Linked DNA regions of Mus musculus: all the other regions are linked to region 1. A link is a contact called in ENCODE Hi-C or POLR2A ChIA-PET data. All regions are on one chromosome and are shown on one strand. Each heading gives the region's core, a stretch centred on a gene start or an enhancer-like site at or near the end of the contact. The rest is flanking DNA. Distances are from core to core; before and after follow the strand shown. Region 1 holds the start of Myh9 (myosin, heavy polypeptide 9, non-muscle). Region 2 has its middle 41 kb from the start of Txn2. Region 3 overlaps Myh9 (myosin, heavy polypeptide 9, non-muscle).

Region 1 (4,273 bases), core at 1,280-3,779:
TGTAAGTACACTGTAGCTGTCTTCAGACACACCAGAAGAGGGTGTCAGATCTCGTTACGGATGGTTGTGAGCCACCATGTGGTTGCTGGGATTTGAACTCTGGACCTTTGGAAGAGCAGTCGGGTACTCTTACCCACTGAGCCATCTCACCAGCCCATTATTATTATTTTTAAGACAGGGTCTTGTTATGTAGTCCAGGCTGGCCTCCAAACTCACTCTCTGCTTCAGCCTTTGGAGTGTTGTGAGTATTGGAATTAGAAACAGGAAATACTATGTCTGGTTCCATTTTTTTCTATCGAGTGACTTTTCTCTCACTACTTTTTCTTTTTGTGTGTGTGTGGGGGGGGCGGGGTCTAATTACATAACCCGGGGCTGTCATGGAGCCCATGAGTTCTAGCTTACCTCTGCCTCAAAAATGCTGAGTACTAGGATTTAGGACATGAGCCACTAAACCTGCTGCTGAGGTAGTAAGCTTTCTCTTTGGCCAGGGGAGTCCCAGGGATAGAATACAGGTCTGTCAGCAGGTACCTTTACTTGTTGAGCCATTCGGCAGTTTTAAGCTTCTGTGAACGTTTCTGAACATCCTTTGATGGATCTAAATACTCATCTTCTGTTGGATAAATGCTTCGGAGTGGAACTCTTTTTTTTTTTTTTTTTTAAAGATTTATTTATTATTTTATGTAAATACACTGTAGCTGTCTTCACACACTCCAGAAGAGGGAGTCAGATCTCATTACGGATGGTTGTGAGCCACCATGTGGTTGCTGGGATTTGAACTCTGGACCTTTGGAAGAGCAGTCGGGTGCTCTTACCCACTGAGCCATCTCACCAGCCCGGAGTGGAACTCTTGAGGTCTCTATCAAGCTTTAGTAAATAGAGCCAAGGACAGGCGTGCTTAGCGGGGACTGGCCCTAAACTCATTATGTAGCCAAGAGTAGCTCCTCCTGCGCCTCCCTCTGCAGCGCTGAAATCACAGGTGTGTGCTACAGGCCTAGTGGAGCCACTTTCCCAAAGTGGTTGGAGAAGCGCATGCGTATTCCTGTCAGCACCTGATGAGCTCCACCTCCTCACCGGCTCTAACAATGCTGGGCTTTTTTTTTTTTTTTTTTTTTTCCGAGACAGGGTTTCTCTGTGTAGCTCTAGCTGTCCTGGAACTCACTCTGCAGACCGAACTCAGAAATCTGCCTGCCTCTGCCTCCCGAGTGCTGGGGTTAAAGGCATGGGCCACCACTGCCCGTACATCTCCAGTCTCTTGATGATTAGTTTTAAAAGTAATTATTGGCTTTATATATTTCACACCTTTGAACTGCTTGTCTGTGTAGTTCAGGCTAGTCTTGAACTCCCCCTCCTACCTCAGACCTCTTGAGTTCTGGTATACCACCCACAACCCCTGGATGGTTCAGCCTTTTAAAAATTTTTTAAATTTTTCTTATCAACTGGGAAGCAGTCTTTGCTGTAATGTGGGTAGCAATCACTGGTCATCTGGGCTGCAAAATCTCTTTCTTTCTTTAGCTGCTTTTTGGCTTCAGAATGTAAGTTTTCCCTGAAGTTTATATGGAAGGATCATTTTAACTGTGTTAGCAAGAACATTCCAACAGTTAAGAGCAATGACGAGAAATTTGCCTTCATAAAGCCATTTGAAAGCATTGACGTGCTGCAGGATCGACCACATAGATCAATGGACACAACTCGGAAACGGACAATTTGGGCAGAAAATAATGCGTGGACAAATTCCTGATAGATTAATGGCAAAGTACATTTTTTTAAATGAAAAAAAAAATCCTCTCGTGGTTAGTAACCAAAATAAAACAAATGAAATCTACCCTTAAAATAATTTAGTGACAAATATCTGAGATGTGTGTGAGTTAATTATTCAAAGGTTAAGAGTGGCTTAGACTGCATTCCAGGCAGAGGTACTAGCCAGAGCAAAGGTTCAGAGGTTGGAGGACAGCCGCGAGCAGGCTCCAAAATCGAACTCAGGACGCCCACACGGAATGCAGGGTTGAAGCCATGACCGCCCCCACAGCCATCATAATTATGTAAAATACCACTTTTCCCATATATGGTACTTAATATCTGTTCTCCTGGTAGGACAGGACGAAGGGAAAACACGGTTCGCTGGGCGGAGTGTCAGAGCCTCAGACCTCCCCAGTACGCTCCCTCCGGCCCCGGCGCGGCCCAAGCTGCACACCAGAGCCGGGACCAGGAGCCCAGCGCGCCTGAGCCGCTTGCTTCTGATTGGATGAAATCCGCGTCAATCCTGGTCCTGTAACCTGGCTGTCCATTGGACCCGCCCAACAAGGCGTGGCTCCCGCCTAGGAAGCGCGGGTGGAAGGTGGGGTGGGCGGAGGTGGGGACAGATGGGGAGGATGAATCTCAGCACTCCGGCTTCCATCTCTTGTCTGTTTATAGGCCGAAAATCTGTCAGTTTAGGCCAGACTCCTGTTGGATTGGGCAGTGTGGGGAGAGGGCGGGGACTCTTGGAAGCTCCACCCACGAGCCGGCGGCGAGCTGTAGACCCGCCCTCCTCTTGGAAGGGCGGGGCAGGGAGGGCGGCGCGCACCAGAGCTGGGTGCGGTGAGGCGCGCAGATCACCGCGGTTCCTGGGCAGGGCACGGAAGGCTCAAGAACCTGACCTGCTGCAGCTTCCAGTCTCGCGTTCGCCCCACCCCGCCGCGCCGCCCGAGCGCTCGAGAAAGTCCACTCGGAAGAACCAGCGCCTGTTCCCCGGGCAGACCCAGGTTCAGGTGAGCGAGCTTTGCCGGTATGTCCCGCCCCGGAGCTGCCGAGCGCGCGCGCGCGGCGACAAGACTCGAGTCCTTTGGGGCGGACGGCCCTGTGGTTCTCGGCCTCCGCGTGGCGGGTTTCAGCGCGGTCGGGTGCGACCGGACTCCGCATCCTCACCCGAGGGGTGATAGGCAGCGAGGCCTCGGGGTTAGGGAACCGGGGGACGCAGTCCCCGGCCCTACAGGATGCCCTTCCCGGTCGGGGCACTGGGAGCTCGGCCTGCTCCTGTCGCCTCTGCACTCCCGCCTCCCCGACGGCCAGCTCCGGCAAACTTTTTAACCCCTTCCGGGACGCAGCAGTCCCGGAGATCTCGGCCGAGCCGGCCGGATGCGTTCGTGGGCACGGGGCAGCAGCTCCTTTGTAAGTTTGGCAAAGGGAGGTAACGGGCAGGCGAGGACCGCTTGGCAGCTGTCAGGGCGTCCTCCTGAGTCAGGATCGGTCGGTCCCGCCGCAGACATTGCGCCCGGCACGGTTTCCGCCGTCCGCTGCGGACTTCCTCATTTGTCCGTCAGCCCTTGGGCCGGGAGGGGGCGGGGAGAGGTACTCAGAGTGCGTGGGAAAAGGGGTCCCAGCTGCCGAGGGGCTCAGGGCGCAGGAAAAGAACCCCCCCGTCTGACCTCATTCAACCTTGGATTTCTATTGCCCGAGGTCAGAAGGCCTGGGTCTGCCGGCAGCTGCCCCGTCGCCCGGGCAGGCGTGCACCTGATTTCCACCGCACCTTGGGACGCCACGCCCGGGCCAGTCTCTGGGAGCTGGCCCTGACTTTAAGACCAGGCCGGGCAGCCGCATCTTTTATGTTTGATGAGAGGCGGAGTTTTGAAGACATCCCCCACTTCCTTGCACTAGGGTCTTCACCTCATCCTGTTCTGGAGCCACGCCTAAGGCAGGAGCTGCACCCCGCTCCTCCGGGTCCCCATCTCTCCCAGGCAAACTGAGTCAAGTACCCTCTATGACTTGCTTGCGGGCTGTAGTGAAACTGAAGGCTGGGTGGGCTCGGGCGGGTGCCTAAGGCCCCACCCAGCGGTGTTAGGGAAAAGGTCCCTGGGAAGTCCCAGGTCTTGGAGACCCGGAGGCTGCCTCGGCTGGGCTACAGGGAGGTCCATCGAGTTCTCAGTTCTCTGAGCGGTTTTCTGGATTAGCAAGATTTCAAAGTAACTTGCGTGCTTCCTACAGCAGCACCTATACCAAAATTGGAACGATACAGATTAGCATGGCCTCTGCGTAAGGATGACACGCAAATGCATTGAGTTCCGTATTTTTTAGCCAACGCAGACTGGCCCAAGTATCTCTAAGAGTGGCTCACTCTCAAGCACGACTTAGGAGGTTTCTGCCTCCCAAAGGACTCCCTCCTCTGCTGTATGCCAGCCAGTCAATCTCAGGACCTCCATCTAGAACTCTCAAGCCACTAGGCAGATCTGTAACCCGCCCCGGAGCCCCTCCTAAGCCTTGACCAAGTGAAAATAAAGCTTTTTGAAACAGCAAAAAT
Region 2 (4,273 bases), core at 1,144-3,643, 45 kb before region 1:
AATTCTAGTGCTTGGGAGGCAAAGAGTGAGTTCAAGGCCAGTCTGGTCTACATACCAAGTTCCAGGACAACCTAGATTGTGTGGAGAGATCTAATCTCAAAAAAAAAAAAAAGAAAAGAAAAGAAAGGAAAAGAAAAAAAGGAGAGAAAGAAAGAAGGAAAGAAAGAAAGGAAGGAAGGAAGGAAGGAAGGAAGATAGAAAAAAAGAAAAAGAAAAAGAAAGAAAAGGAAAAAAGATGTGGGAGCTAGGGAAATGGCTCAGTGTCAGCTCTCCCAGAGGTCCTGGGTTTGATTCCTAGAAACCACACTGTGGCCCACACCATCTGTAATATCATCTGATCGGATACCCTCTTCGGTATGCAGGTGTACACGTAGATAGATCACTCATGCACATAAAGTAAAATTTTAAAAAAGATGTGAAGCTTTGTGCTAGCTGGTGCCCTGGTGTCCTGCAGCCCTGCTTGTCTCTCAGACCCAACCCTGAGGTACATCCATTGCAGTTCTGCCGGGATACAGGGCTCTATTTCACCACGTGATCATAAGTGCTCTGCCCCAGTTTCACTTATAGCCGAGAGCTCCAGACTCCACTGTATAGCCAGAGCCCGGGAACCCTACTTTGCTCAGGAGTGCTTTTTCCTCAGGGGAGGCAGACCCTGTTAATTCAAGTCCCAGCCATCACAGAGCCGGCTAGATACTTCAAGAAGACCTCAGTGTGTAGCCGGGCGTGGTGGCACGCGCCTTTAATCCCAGCACTCGGGAGGCAGAGGCAGGTGGATTTCTGAGTTCGAGGCCAGCCTGGTCTACAGAGTGAGTTCTAGGACAGCCAGGGCTACACAGAGAAACCCTGTCTTGAAAAAAGACCTCAGTGTGAACTAGTTAGAGTATCCTTCCGATCAGCCCTTTCTCTCCAGGACCAGGACCACACTACATGTGCCTTCCAGCCTCCTTCCTCCCGCCTCCTTTGTTCATGGTGATCCCTCTACCTGGAGCTCTGTTCTGGGCTCGGCCTATGTGCCGCCCTCTCCAGGAAGCCTTCCCACATCCTCCTCCCAGCTGACAGGGGTGCGGCGAGGGGGTGCACAGCTCCCTGTCTCCTTGGTATAGTGAGCTTCCCTTTCAGACAATGAGGCTGCTGTTGTCATTGCTCCCAGCCCAGAGCCTGGCACACCCAATACGTGGGGATGGGATTCTTTTGACTGTAGTCTGTGGCCAGCAGGAAAGGGGAGATCTGCACATGGCAGACAGCTGGAGGCTAGGGTGGCTGTGACTCACCGCACCCCTGCAGATCATGGGGTGGCTACAGACTGGCTGAGTCAGGAGTCGAGTTGGCCTCCAGGAATTCTGAAAAGGATAAGACAAAACAAAACAAAACAAAACAACCCGCAGGGGTATTTGTAGAATGCAGAGGTTGGGGGAGGGGAGTCGGGTCAGGATAAAGCTGCTTGGCTATTTTATCTATCTATCTATCTATCTATCTATCTATCTATCTATCTATCTATCTATCTATCTATCTATCTATCTATCGCCTGGATGAAGTAAATATTTGCATTCCCATGGTTCAAAATTCAGGAGGTTTGAATGGGAGGTCAAGAGTAGAGCATCCTGCCGGGCGTGGTGGTGCACGCCTTTAACAAAAAACAAACAAAAACCAACCAACCAAACAAAGAGTAGAGCATCCTTCATCCCCTCTGTACCTCAGCCTCAGTCCCTCTTCAGACATAGTCTCTCTCTCTCCTTTCTGACACCAGTGAGCTTGTCATTTACACCATTCCATCATCCTTCATTGTATCCCCAACCCCCCCCAACCCCTCCCCTCCCATATCTTTGAGGGGCTGGAGAGGCTGCTCAGTGGTTAAGAGTCCTGCCTGCTCTCACAGAGGGCCCAGGTTCTGTTTCCAGCACACACACACACACACACACACACACACACACCCGCCATGGTGGCTCACACCACTTGTAACTCACTTGTTTCAGGCCTTCTGATCTCTGAGGACACTAGGCACACATACACACAACACAGACACACACATAGGCACTCACAAATACACATAAAAACAAATATGTATTTGAGAACACTGGTGTTGGGTTTCCTTGGCCTCCAAGGTTATATATGAAACTCACTCCCCAGTGTGTGACCATTGGGACTGATGCCCTATACAAGAGTCTGAGGGGGCAGGCGAGCCCCTGACCCCTTCTGCTGTGTGTGGAGGAACCCTGTGTGCAGAGGAGGCCTTATCAGAGAGTCTGAGGGGGCAGGCAAGCCCCTGACCCCTTCTGCTGTGTGTGGAGGAACCCTGTGTGCAGAGAAGGCCTTATCAGATGCAGAACCTCCTGCAGCCACATCTTACCACCTCCAGGATGGTAACCAGCTTTGGTTTATAAATGACTCAGTCTCAAAGATAGCACTGTGGCAGCCTAAACAGATGGCCAGAGAGTGTGGAACTTACAGAAAGAATGAGTTCTCATTGTGTTCAGGGTTGCCAGATAGAATACAGGGTGGGGACAGGGGCTTCAGCTCAGGGGCAGAGGGCTTGCTTGTCTAACATTGCCAAGGGCCTGGGTTACTTCCTCAGCACCAAGAAATGAATGGATGAGAGAATGAATGAATAAATAAATAAATAAATGTGGATACAGGATGCCCAGTTGCATTTGAATTAAATAAATGTCTGACAAGTAATTTTTTTTTGTATTAATTTCTGTCATGTATGAGTCAGGATAGACTTAACCCCAAGCTGAACCTCAAGTTTAACAGCATCCTGTGGTTTAATTAATCAAATGTTCCTTCCCCCTTTGTGATAGTAAGCCCCTTGCCCCTTCTCCTTTTGGCAGGGAGATGGTGACTTCAGGAAATGAGTGCCTCCATGTGGGAGGGGGACATTCCAAGCCACCTCCTCCTTTTCCTCCTCTTCCTCCTCCTCCTCTTCCTCCTCCTCCTCCTCCTTTCTCCTCCTCCTCCTCCTCCTCCTCCTCCTCCTCCTCCTCCTCCTCCTCCTTTCCCCTCCTCCTAACCCAAAGCTGAACCTCGAGTTTAACAGCTGTTTGGTTGGCTCCTCCTCCTCTGCCTCCTCCTCTTCTCTTGTTTCTTTGAGACAGGGTTCCCCTATGTAGCCCCAGCTGTCCTGGAGCACACCCTGTAGGCCAGATTTGCCCCCAAACTCAGAGATCTGCTTGCCTCTGCCCACCAAATGCTGGGATTAAAGGCCTGTGACACAATGCCCACCATTTTATTTCTTTTTGCATTTTTATATTGCTGATACACGTGTGTATGCGCGTGTGCGAGCATGTATGTGTATGTGTGTGTGTGTGTGTGTGTGTGTGTGTGTGTGTGTGAATGTGCATGCGTGCGTGTGCTCCATGTGTATGTATTCATGCACCTATGGAGTTTCCTGGCCAGGGCTCCTCAGGATGAGGCTGATTTTCAGGACCCTGGGCTAATGATTGGGCATAGTAAATAACAGCAGCCTCGCAGTTTTCCTGGGATGATCTGGCCAGTCTCATTCCCCTGAATTGGACTCTGAGACTTGGCCATAGGCCATTATCATCATTTGCCAGCCAGTTTCCTAGGGAAGTGGTAATGTTGGAATTTTAACCTACACATGCTTAGCTCAGAGCCTTCGAGCTTTTCACCACCCCTGTGGCTCACTGGATGAAGGTGGAGGAAATCCTCACTAGTTCTTCTTTTTTTTTTTTTTTTAAAGGTTTTTTTTGTTTTGTTTTTTTTAAGATTTATTTATTTATTATATGAGTACACTGTAGCTGTCTTCAGACACACCAGAAGAGGGCATCAGATCTCATTATGGATGGTTGTGAGTCACCATGTGGTTGCTGGGATTTGAACTCAGGACCTTTGGAAGAGCAGTCAGTGCTCTTATCCGCTGAGCCATATCTCCAGCCCCCACTAGTTCTTCTTTAACCTTGGTGCCCACAGTGACTCCCCAGCCCTTTCCTCCTGTGTCACCCTGCTGTTCTGGCTTCCAATCTGGTGAGCCCTCTTTCCTTGCCCCCACTGCACCATACTTAGGCATTCTGGGTCAAGTAGAAAAAGCTAAATGGAAGAACTAGAACCAGTATTAAGGCATTTACTTGCTGTGTGACTTTGGACAACTCACTTAACCTTTCTGAGTCTCAATGACTGTAGACTGACTGTATGTGTTGGTTGGAGGAACGGGAGGAGATGTTTGTGGGGCTGCTGTCATGTGTCAAGTTCCTCTGGACTCGAGTCTCTGTGGACACCAAGGTGGGTCTGGCTGACTGGGGAACTGTATCTCTGGAGT
Region 3 (4,273 bases), core at 1,029-3,528, 44 kb after region 1:
GGTTCTGGAAGGTTCTGCTAGGAGCTTGGTGATGTAGTGTGGGGGTGGCTAAGGAAAGAGTTCTGAGTAGGCCTCAGGCATTTATTGCCACAGGTCTTCAGAACAGACCCTGCTCATTCCAGAGGTCAAGGGCAGGGCTAATGACTTCCTTTCTAACTGCTCTGGGTGTATGGACCAATAGTAGTCAAACTGCTCTCTGCCAGCCAATGTCCCCTGCTCCAGGGCTTTGTCAAGATTCTGACTGAGGAAAGGCTGTGGCTGTTGAGAGTTCTAGAGACCATGGCTGAGACTCACAGCCCTATCTCAGCCCACATCCTCTGAGATGGGGTCCTGGTGGTTCAGAGCCTGTGTCTGAATAAGGTTATGCTGGTGGCTGTTACCTTCCAGGTCCCAGGGTAGAAAAAAGACAAAAGGGCATTTCAGATAAACTGTTAGACCGCATAGGACCAAGTATGGACTTGGGCAGAAATAAATGGCTTCCGGAGGCCTGTGAGTGTACTCAGCCACAGAGATGACAGTGTGAGGCAAGGTTATTGAGTGCTGGGTGCGCACGCATGTGCGTGTTTGTATATGTGTGTGTGTTTGTCCCCATGTGTGTGTCCATGTCCCTAACTGAACACATAGGATGGCAGGCAGCAGAATGAGCTGGCTTAGGCCTACCACTTGCTGGGACTTCCTTATCTGTAAGGGATGCCCTGAGCTCAGGAGCAGATTTCAAACATAGTGCTGTGAAAGAGTCACCCGCCTTTCCTGAGTGCTGAGGGTGTCCTTTGGCCACCCAGGAGGTCAGGTGTCAGACTGCAACTTCCAGAAAGTGTTGGAAGGCTCTTGAGGCTTTAGAGGCTGTGTGAGTCACTCTAAGCAGGTGGCTTCTCCGTGCTCAGTGTTGGGGGCCTTACTCAGGTGGAGGAGGAGGCCTCTTGGTAGGGCATCTCTGAAAGCAGTGGCTCAGCAGGGTCTGAGGAAGCAGGTTGGGATTCCTCCGAGCCTGTGTTTGGGCTGCAATGGCAGCGGAGAGGTCAGGTCAAGGGGCAGAGCTAAGGGTCCTAGGTAGGCAGAGGTCTCATGAGTCTGGCTCCGAGCTTTAAGCTTTTGGAGCACATGCAGGCCTGTATGTGTGTGTACATAAGTATATAGCATGCTGTGGATCTATTTACACACAGGAGTCTGTGTAGGTGCTGCTTTGTGCACTGAGTTCCTGCTTGATGTCTGTGCACATATTCTTGTGCACCAGGGCACACACTCTGTGCGTCTGCCTACATGTCTCTGCTTTTGTGCATGTGTGTCCGTGTGGGTTGGCTACCCTGCTTCCTGTTCAGTAGTGAATAATTCTCTGACTCCTCCTCACGTAAAGGAATTCCAGTCATCCAGGGCCTGGGCCTGGACAGCCCTGGGAAACAGTGCCTTCTGAAAGGAATGGAGAATGTTTCCTTTTATGGTAGCACCAGGCACTTTCTGCTCGTGCCTCGCCAGCACAGGCAGGTACATTCTTGCCTGCTCCGGAGCGGTGACTAAACATGCCCGCCTGCAGCCACAGCTGGGGCCGACCACAGGGAGCTGCTGGGGGAGGGCAGGGCCTGGGATGACAGAGATGCTTGCTTCAGCTTCGCGGGCCACACTGCTGTTGGGGAAGAAGGGGTGGAACCAGCTCTCCTCTAGCCTGGCCCCAGCCCCTCCTGCCATCTCACCCAGGCTCTGCTCCACTCTGGCTCAGTCCTTGTCTGGCAGCCTTGAAGAATGCATTTTGGGGAGTGGGGGGACAGGGTGAGGGGAAGGAAGGTTGAGTGCCCCCTTCTCGACTTCTGTCTGAGTAGTTCTCAGGGAGGTGGGGTGGTATTGGTGTGAGTGGGATGATGGGGCTCCCATTCCAAGATGGTTTCCTTTTTTCTTGTTTTTTTTTTTGGTTTTGGTTTGTCAGCTTTATGGTTCACCCTGCCTGGCCTTAGTCCACAGCAAATGGTTCTGCTGCGGCTCCCAAGTGCCTGGCTTGGTGGCTATTTCTTGGGAGATTAGAATGAAGGCTGCAGCTGGGGGCAGAGGCAGCTGCTGCCTGTGTGGGAAGTAAGGCTTCCTGTTCCTGCTTCCTGCATGAGTCCTGATAGAATAGGGATGGCTGTGTGTCCTCAGCACTGTGTGCTGCTGAGATTGGGCCGGCTAGAAAGCTCACCTACAGGAGGGCGGGTGATCTGCCCGGTCAGTCTGCCATTGGACGACTAAGTCTATGTCCCAAGGCCATGCACACAGAAAGCTATGAGTCATTCACCCTTGTCACATGGGGTCCTGAGCCTGTGAGAGAGCAGGAGTGCCAGCATGATGGCCAGTGGCCACCAGTGCCCCTGACCGGTTCTCCTGCTCCCTCATCTCCTCCTTGGGTCACGGCTGCTCTGTCATCGAGATGACAGTGGCCTCCTAGTTTACTGTACTCACAGGGTCAGCACCAGGTTTGTTTTGTGTGTTATATTTATCAAAATAATCATGAAGTAGGGTGGATAGCCAGTGTATGCTGTGCTGTGAAGCGTCACCATCAGGTACCTCACTGCGGTTCTGATGTTGCCAAACTGCCGGGGGCTGGGTCCAACTGCTTTAATTAACTGTACGGTTTGAGGTTGGCGTATTTCCTGGAGCTTGACCATCTTAGCTTAGCTTTCAGAGTGCAGGGAACTGTGGTTGTCCCTCCATGCAAAGGAGAACATTCCTATTTCTTCTTGCTGGATTTGTGAAGCTAGGGTGGCTGTTGGAAGTCCCCGCCACTGGTGCAGAGAGCAGGCTGTCCCAGGTGCATGCCGGAAGCTGCCATTCCTCCGTGGCTCCCTCTGTCCTGTCATCACCGTGCCTTACATGAGCCAAGCACCATGTATGTGGATTCACATGTGTCCCTTTACACGTGCTGCCTCACAACACAGAGAAGTGCATGGGGCTCAGAGAAGGCCACCATCTCTGGTCTTAGACTCTGCGAGGCAGTGGCCCACACTGGGACTGTCCCATTGCAAGCTAGGCCTGCCATGCTGCCTGCTCTGATTTCTGGCCCCTTAAACAGTATTCCTTGCGTAAATGTGGTCAGTGTTGCAGGTGCCTGCCATGGACATTTTTTCCTGATATTCACGGGATGGAGTGGGCAGGGCAGGGGTGTGCAGCCAGAGCTGGGGGCAGGCAGCTGCCTGGGGCTCTGCCATTGTAGGTGTCCCTCATCTGAGGCTGTCCACAGTCAGCCCAGGTTGGAGGCCTGGGAGGGTCCTTTCAGAGAAGCATTTAAGTCTTTTGTTCCTTATCTTGGCAACTCTTGGGATGGGAAGGGAGAGGTGTTTTCCTTCTTATCCAAGGTAACCTGGTGTCCTCTTTGTTGCAGACCGGGAAGATCAGTCCATCCTGTGCACGTAAGTGTTTGTGAGAGGGAGAGGGAGGGAGTGTGTGTGTGTGTGCATGTGCGTGCGTGAGTGTACGCATGTGTGTGTATGTGTGTGTGCACGAGTGTGCGTGTGCGAGTGTACCCATGTGTGTATGTGTGTGTGCGCGCGTACGTGTGGGTGTGTGTATGTGTGTGCATGCGCACCCGCGTGTGTGTGCGCGTGCATGTGTGTGCGCGTGTGCGTGTGTGTGCGCGTGCGTGTAGTGGTGGTGTTTATTGCTCTGATGATTTTGTTTGTGGTGCTGGGTTTGAGCACATTCACCCCTGCTCTTATTCTGTCAAAAGCAGGTTGATAAGCTCACTCCTAGTTCAGGCCCCTCCCCTCCCTGAGACAGGACTCAGAGCTATGCCTGGTGCTCTCAGGGAGCTTTGTGTCACAACCAAGGCCTTTGTCAGCCCTCCTCAAGTACTGAAGTGTGGGTGGGTGGGTGTGACAGCAGAGGAGGAACGCAGGCTCCAGCACGAGCCACCAGTAGGCTTTCCCAGACCCCAGCATGCCTTCTGACTCTGATTTGGTCTGATATGGCTACTTTCCGTCTTACTAAGGAGGTGGGAGTTCATGGAGCAGAAATTGCCTCCCAGAGATGTTTCAAGGGAGCACATATAAGTGTCTTTGGCTCCCAGGTCAACCGCTGCCTCCTTGACGGCTAAACAGTTGGGTCTGGAGGTTGCCAAGTGACCAGGGTGGGCAGTGGATATGAGTCACTTGGCTTTTGTTTGGCTCTGGTGGGCCATGGGAAGCAGACTGAGAGAAGATTCCCGAGTATCACATTCGGTCTGTTGTTCCTTTCTCTTCATGTTGGCTCCCTCATGGGTACCCACGGAAGGGCAGAGCGGTAGACAGTGCTGCTGTGTGGGGTGGACGGT

Evidence for each region. Hi-C counts contacts between places; a loop is a spot of excess contacts on that map. ChIA-PET counts read pairs that join two places held with the same protein, here RNA polymerase II (POLR2A).
Region 2: a loop to region 1 is called in a map of left cerebral cortex, with 1.8 times the contacts of the local background. The contact joins the enhancer-like site here to the promoter of Myh9 in region 1. A Hi-C loop is called at or near these places in 4 of 37 maps with a recorded cell type or tissue (Patski, gastrocnemius, left cerebral cortex and 1 more). POLR2A ChIA-PET finds 5 or more read pairs at or near these places in 4 of 5 experiments (Patski and embryonic stem cell).
Region 3: a loop to region 1 is called in a map of heart, with 5 times the contacts of the local background. The contact joins the enhancer-like site here to the promoter of Myh9 in region 1. A Hi-C loop is called at or near these places in 21 of 37 maps with a recorded cell type or tissue (CH12.LX, T-helper 1 cell, T-helper 17 cell and 7 more). POLR2A ChIA-PET finds 5 or more read pairs at or near these places in 4 of 5 experiments (Patski and embryonic stem cell).

Annotation. Positions count from the first base shown.
Region 1 is chr15:77,840,431-77,844,703 of GRCm38, reverse strand. Myh9 (myosin, heavy polypeptide 9, non-muscle) reads left to right here and starts at 2,529. Exons shown (of 41, transcript NM_022410.3): 1 at 2,529-2,747. It also overlaps the pseudogene Gm22107.
Region 2 is chr15:77,885,392-77,889,664 of GRCm38, reverse strand. No RefSeq gene overlaps it. Among named protein-coding and RNA genes, the nearest start is that of Txn2, 41 kb to the left of the region's middle. Within about 2 kb of position 2,393, at least 1 of the 3 ENCODE cell types and tissues checked has a DNase peak (open chromatin) inside an H3K27ac peak, as active enhancers do; it is left cerebral cortex, where a contact is called at or near this core.
Region 3 is chr15:77,796,102-77,800,374 of GRCm38, reverse strand. Myh9 (myosin, heavy polypeptide 9, non-muscle) reads left to right here. Exons shown (of 41, transcript NM_022410.3): 4 at 3,347-3,374. Among named protein-coding and RNA genes, the nearest start is that of Apol8, 43 kb to the right of the region's middle. RefSeq lists an enhancer at 1-2,615. Within about 2 kb of position 2,278, at least 3 of the 3 ENCODE cell types and tissues checked have a DNase peak (open chromatin) inside an H3K27ac peak, as active enhancers do; they include gastrocnemius, heart and left cerebral cortex, where a contact is called at or near this core.